Regions from separate parts of the Homo sapiens genome. Here region 2 is linked to region 1. A link is a contact called in ENCODE POLR2A ChIA-PET data. All regions are on one chromosome and are shown on one strand. The core of a region is the stretch at or near the end of the contact, and the rest is flanking DNA. Distances in the headings are between cores, read along the strand shown.

Region 1 (3,222 bases), core at 325-2,824:
GGGGTTCCACCATGTTGCCCAGGCTGGTCTCGAACTCCTGAGCTCAAAGCGATCTGCCCACCTTAGTCTCCCAAAGTGCTGGGATTACAGGCATGAGCCACCATGCCTGGCCCCTTTTCTGTATGCTTTTAGTAATTCATAACAAAACGGTCTACACATATTGATCTACATATGTTGATAAGGCACAATCTCCAACATATATTGTTAGGTGGAAAAAGCAAAATATAAAGCATTATCTATGGTATGCTCCCAAATGTATAAAGAAAGAGAGCCTGTATATATTATGTTTGCATATTTATGGTCTCTCTCTGGGGAGGGGGTACCCAGAAATAGTTGGGAAAGAGATTGCCTCATGGGAACGGGACTGAGAGACTGAGGTTTGGGGATATAAAAAAGACTTACTCTTTATTATAATTTTTTCCCTGTTGAATTTTATACTAAAAGTGTAGATCATTTTTTAATTAACTAAAATAACTATATTTTAGTAATCCATATATTTAATTTTTATGTTTGTTTGTTTGTTTTTTGACGAAGTCTCGCTCTGTTGCCCAGGCTGGAGTACAGTGGCACGATCTCAGCTCAATGCAACCTCTGCCTCCCGGGTTCAAGTGATTCTCCTGCCTCAGCCTCCCAAGTAGCTGGGACTACAGGTGCGTGCCACCATGCCCAGCTAATTTTTGTATTTTTAGTAGAGACAGGGTTTCACTATGTTGGCCAGGCTGGTCTCGAACTCCTGACCTCATGATCCACCTGCCTTGGCCTCCCAAAATGCTGGGATTACAGGCGTGAGCCACCATGCCCGGCACATACATTAATACTTTTTCAGATACTGTCTTCTTCTTCTTTTTTTTAAAGACAGGATCTTGCCTTGTCACCCAGGCTGGGGTGTAGTGGCACAGTCGTAGTTTTCTGCAACCTCGAACTCTTGGGCTCAGACAATCCTCCCCCATCAGCCTCCCAAAGAGCTAGGATTACAGGCAGGCAACACTGCACCTGGCTAATTTTTTAATGTTTTTTTGTGTGTAGAGACAGGGTCTCACTATGTTGCCCAGGCTGTCAGATACTGTCTTTAATTGTTATTTAATTATTTCATATGCATCTCTTATCTCTCTACCCATATCAGAAAATCCTGGAGACCACAGTCAAATATGTTACCTCTCCTGGATAGATGCCCTTAGAAGTTAGCACAGGGCTATGTACAATGTAGTTACAAACAAATGCTCCATGGTGAAATCAGGTCCCAGTGACAGGATGGTACCCCTCGCTGGTCCCACACACAGTTGTGCACATTACAGTCAGACCCAGACTCACTTTGGCTGTAGTTCCCCAAGCTGGAGGAGCAGTGTGGGAAAGGGGTGATATACGTGGGTTTATTTTCACCAATTTACAGATTAGTAACCGAAGCTCAGAAAGGTTAAGTAACTTGCCCAAGGTCACACTGCTAGTAAGTGGTAGAAATGAGATTTGAAAACCAGGGTTGGCCAAAACACATGTGCTTAAACTGCACGGCCTCCTGTTTGCTAGTATTTACAGGCATATCCATGTGGGACTCTGCTGTCACTATCTGTAGACATTTCTAACAAACACAATGCTCTTTTTGTTGTTGTTGCTTAGCAACAACTACACTCAATTTCTCAAATTCCAGAAGGTTTTTGTGGCTTAATGCCGAGTATCTGAGCTAGACTGACTGCCTCAACCCCATTGTTCACTCAGTTCTTGTTTAGCGAGCTTTGTACAATATTAAAACTAGTTGATGGGGTAAGTGCATGTATTTATCCTTACATACTGGAGGATTTATTATTTTTTGAAAGCATTTCCATCTAGAAAATATCAATGTTGCTCACCTATGTCATGATAAACCATTTATCCACCTTCCTTACACATTTTGGAGAAGCTGTGACTAAGGCAATTTCTGAAGGGGAAAACACACCCAGCTGAATTAAAAGGTCAAGGTTCTGAGTTTCCTTCTAACTAAAGAAATCGTGTACTTTCTCTGAGCTTGTTTCCTCTGTAAAATGAAAGTGATAATCAGGCAGCCCAAATGATTGTTAATAAGGATCAAATGAGATCGTGTATGTGGGTCCAATCAATTGATTCTACACAAAGGTATGTATCTATTGTCACTGATATCTTTTTAGAAGTCACCAGCAGTGTGTTGTATGCTTATTCAGTTTAAACTGATCTATTTTTTAGTTGTCTTAATCAGATGATAAAAGGTAAGCCTTCCAATACAGAGCTTGCAATCTTCATTTCCTTATCCTGCCTTATATGTCAATAACCTTAATTTACCTTCTGATCATCTCCTTGGCTGCCCGTGCTGTCTGAAAATCAGCCTTTTCTTAAAATGGCAAATAGTGGGGAAAAGTAGCATCTAACCACTCCTCCAGAGAAGGGCAGAATAATGATTCAGAATGCCTCTAGTGTTTTGTTAAATTATCATTTGAGAGCAGCCCAAGAGAGCATTTAGAGTGGGATGGTGTAGTGCTTAAGAGCCAGGATTCTGGGTTCAGACCATGGGTTCAAATCCTGACCCCACCCTTAATTAGCTACCCACATACCTCAAGTTTCTTACCTCATCTATAAAATGGACATAATCACAGTAACTACCTCTTAGTATAGCATACGTATTTTAAATCACTTAATTTGTGTAAAGTATTTAACACAGTGAGGAGTATGCACAAAACATTCTACACATGTTGATACTATAAAGCACTCCCAGATTCAGAAACACAAAAATCACAGAAATACAAAGCCACAGAGACAAGCACACAGTGGGAGGCAATAAGCTTGACTTCTCCCTTGTTCTCCTTGCCCTTCCACTTCCCTTCACCGTCAACCACCCAAATGAGCTGGGAAGAGTGGGCAAGGAGAAGTCATTCCATCTCCAGTAGGGTTTGTCAAAGGCAGGCAAGTAGAAAGTGGATGACAATTGAATTAAGTGATGCATTCCTGTTTTGCTAAGGATATTAAGTTGACGAAGAAATAAAGGAAAGCAAAACCTTTGGGAAGCAATTTGGCCATATGCATTCGGGACAATAAAAACTTTCCTATTGCTTGTCTCTTGATAATGACATTTCTTAAAATTCATCCTGAGGAAATAATCCAAAACAAAAGGAAAACTATACATAAGATGTTTATTGCATTAGTTTTTAAACAGTTTTCTTAAGGTGTGAAAGGAAAATAAATCTTGGGATCCCAAACTTACTAAGCCAGAGGGAAAAG
Region 2 (3,300 bases), core at 560-3,059, about 14 Mb after region 1:
CAGCTGACGTCCCTTGAAGCTCTTCTCCCGTGATCCTGGCTCATTCTTCCCTGGATGAGACTTCCAGGGAGGGGGTCAAGACAATTGAGTCCCTTTGGGATGATCTGTCTTTATGTAAATAATGGGGGATTCACAGAATGCCCCTCCCTGCATTGGCAGGTCCCCATGTGCCCTCAGTTTGAGGGCATACTAATGTGGTAATCAGTGAACTAGTTAGTAATCAGTATCCTAATATGGCATAATTCAGGGTGGCATTTCTCCAACTCTTTCATTACTAACGAGCTATTTTAAACCAAAAGTGATTCAAGTGTTAAAGTGCCTTTTACTTGAATATCTCCCAGGCTTAAACGATCACGAATTCATAAGCGTTGTTAGTTCAGAAGGTGGCTGAGCAGGCCCCCGGAATTCAGTGTCAGCATGCCACAGGATCTGAAGTTCAGGAAAGGTGTAACAAAAAGGGATTTTTCTTTTTTCTTGAGACAGAGTTTCGCTCTTGTTGCCCAGGCTGGAGTGCAATGGTGTGATCTCCGCTCACTGCAACCTCCTCCTCCTGGGTTCAAGCGATTATTCTGCCTCAGCCTCTGCAGTAGATGGGATTACAGGCATGCACCACCACACCTGGCTAATTTTTTTTGCATTTTTAGTAGAGACGGGGTTTCTCCATGTGTCAGGCTGGTCTCGAACTCCCAACCTCAGGTGATCCGCCCGCCTTGGCCTCCCAAAGTGTTGGGATTACAGGCGTGAGCCACCGCACCCAGTTGAGATTTTTATTTCTTAAAGGAAAGGATAAGGTGGGCCAGGACTAAGACAACACAGTAGCAAACATCTGGCTGAATGCTGGAGAGGAAGACAGTGGGAGATCCAGGCCAGGCTCCATGGACGAACTGCTTGTTGGCTCCTTAGGCTTTGGGTCTGCGGGACCCTTTCGCTACTGGGAATGGGAGCCTGTCTGACTGCACTGGGTCTGAGACTCCCTGCTCCTGCTGGTCACCATCTACACGCATGTGGTGTTGGTCTCCAGGGTTAGAACCAGAACCCCTGAGGACGCGGGAAAGGCTAGGAAGCCTGGGGATGACCTAAAGTCCAGCTATCAAAATGCGCCGCGTTTTCAGAAAAACTACTGCCACGATTTAACCTAAAAAGCTTCATCTGTATTTTCTGCCACAGTTTGCTTCCGTTTCCTTCAGTCACTATTCCCTGGCGAAGTCTCCACGCGCTCCCGTTCGCCGGGGAACTTAGGGTATCCGGGCTTCCCTAAATTGACAAGCGGGGGCCGGCGCCTTCGCCCGCCTTCGCTGGCCGCCGCTTGGTTTGTTCTTCTTCTCCTTCGGGGACTTCTCCGCCCGCGCCCGCGCCCGCGCCCCAGCTTTCGTCCCGCTGTGCGGAGATGCCACCCAGCTCCACCGCAGGACCGCGGAGCGAGAGGCGGCAGACGCGCTCCGGGGGCCGCCGGTCAAGAGGAAGATGAAGGGCGCGACGACTTCGCGGTTTCCAGAATGGGCTCCTTCTGGCCCAACAATAAGTGCCATTTGGAATCTTCTCGGCCTTCTCTGTGCCTTCCGCGCGTCTGGGCTCCCCGGTACCGTAGACCCGGCCCCGAGCTCCGCCCCCTCGCCCTGGGCTTCCCCGCCCCCTCGCCCCCAGTCTCCTGGGCTCTTCGGGGCGGCGGAAGAGCCGAGAACCTTCGCGAAGGTGGGGCGGGCGCCCCCGAGGTTGGGCCCGCGGTATGGGCAGTGGAAACTGCGCATGCGCGGCGTCAGGGTCGGGCGGAAGTTGACGCCGCCGTGCCGCCGCCGCGTGACGCATTTCCTGTTTGTTGTTGGAGAAAGGAGAGAAAGGAAAGCGCGAGGAGCCGCCGCCACCACCAGCGCAGCAGTCCTGGAGCTGTGAGGAGATTCGGGCCGTCACCCTGCCTCCCCTGCGTCCCGCCACCGGCCGCTTCTGTCCTCGGTGAGGGTCTGTTCCGAGGGTCGGGGGAGGTCGCCTAGGGCCCCGCGCGCGCCCGGCAGACGGCGGACCTCACCCGGCGCCTGGCAACAGCGCGGGGGGTGACCGGGGTCGCCGGCCGGGGAAAGGACTGGACGGGGCGGGGGCCGTGGCCGGGGTTGCGGGGCGAAGGGTGGGCGGGGTCCTCTGGGTCAGGTCTGGGGCCGGGGCCGGGGCTGGGGTCTGGGGCCGCCCGGCCGCGTCCTCCCCGCCCGGCGTCCTTGCCGGAACGCGGCCCAGCCTCCGCGGCGGCGGTTGGGGGTGGGGCCCGGCCTGGGAGCGGCCGGCTGGGGCTCGGCTGGGGCTCGGCGGGGCCGGCAGCGTGGGAGGCGTGGAGCGCCTTCTTTTTCTAAGGCTCCCGCACTCGCGTCTGAAACCAGAAACGGGAGTGGCTTGCGGAGCAGGAATGCCGCAGCCGTGCCGCCAAGTTCGGAGGGAGAAGAAGCAGGTGGGGGACCGCAAAGCCCTGTTTCTAGAACTCCGGACGGATTGTTCAGAAGTTTGTGGAAGAGCAGGCTGCCTTTCTCACTCAGAATGTTTGTCTGCTTTGCTTTGCGTTAAAGAATCTGCACCGTAGTTGATGCAACTGAAGTTTATATAAGAAGTTTACATTAACTCTTACCTAAGGAAGGTCAGTGACACACGCAGTGTAAACTGCAAATCATATATTGGCTCGAGAAAGGTTTTGGCACTAGCGAATTTTTTAAAGGATGGGTTTGCTAGTCAGACGTAAACTTCTGTGCTAACTTCTCACGTAAACGGGGCAGGAAACAGCGCAAGTAGAACGATCGTGCCACCACCGAAGGGGTGCCGCCTGCGAGCTCGGAGGCTTCAGCCTGTTTGGGAAGAGTAGGCTGAGCGGCGCTCTTTGTAGTTTTCAACGTTTTTATTGAGTTGCGAATTTTAGTAAGGATTTGTCGCTACAATTTAAGCCAAATTATTGATTTAGTAGAAAAGTTAGAGTGAAGACCGAAGAAAGGAAACAGACGTTAACCATTAAAGCTTGATTGCTGCTGCTTCGTGTTTAACCGCACTTTTCCAAATAGTGTTGCGTATCAGAACGATTCATGATTTCTGAAAGGAATTATATGCAGCCGCCTTACTCCTCCGCCAGTCCACCCGTCCCGCGTTCTCTCTGGGTTTACTCCAGACTTCCTTTTTTTTTTTTTCCTGAGACGGAGTCTGTTCTGTTGCCCAGGCCAGAGTGCAGTGGCGCGATCTCCACTCACTGCAACTTCCAGCTCCCAGGTTCAAGCGAGTCTCCTGCCTCAGCCTCCTGAGTAGCTGGGGTTACGGGTGCTCGCCACCATGTCC

The links. ChIA-PET counts read pairs that join two places held with the same protein, here RNA polymerase II (POLR2A).
Region 2: POLR2A ChIA-PET joins it to region 1 with 10 read pairs in activated B cell. The contact joins the promoter of DNAJB6 here to the enhancer-like site in region 1. POLR2A ChIA-PET finds 5 or more read pairs at or near these places in 2 of 52 experiments (activated B cell and endothelial cell of umbilical vein).

Annotation. Positions count from the first base shown.
Region 1 is chr7:143,277,942-143,281,163 of GRCh38, forward strand. All of the region lies in intron 2 of TMEM139-AS1 (TMEM139 antisense RNA 1), which reads right to left. Among named protein-coding and RNA genes, the nearest start is that of TMEM139, 5.4 kb to the right of the region's middle. Within about 2 kb of position 1,575, at least 9 of the 41 ENCODE cell types and tissues checked have a DNase peak (open chromatin) inside an H3K27ac peak, as active enhancers do.
Region 2 is chr7:157,335,195-157,338,494 of GRCh38, forward strand. DNAJB6 (DnaJ heat shock protein family (Hsp40) member B6) reads left to right here and starts at 1,810. Exons shown (of 10, transcript NM_058246.4): 1 at 1,810-1,950. RefSeq lists enhancers at 1,258-1,760, 1,761-2,264, 2,993-3,042 and silencers at 1,523-1,682, 1,873-2,082, 2,143-2,332.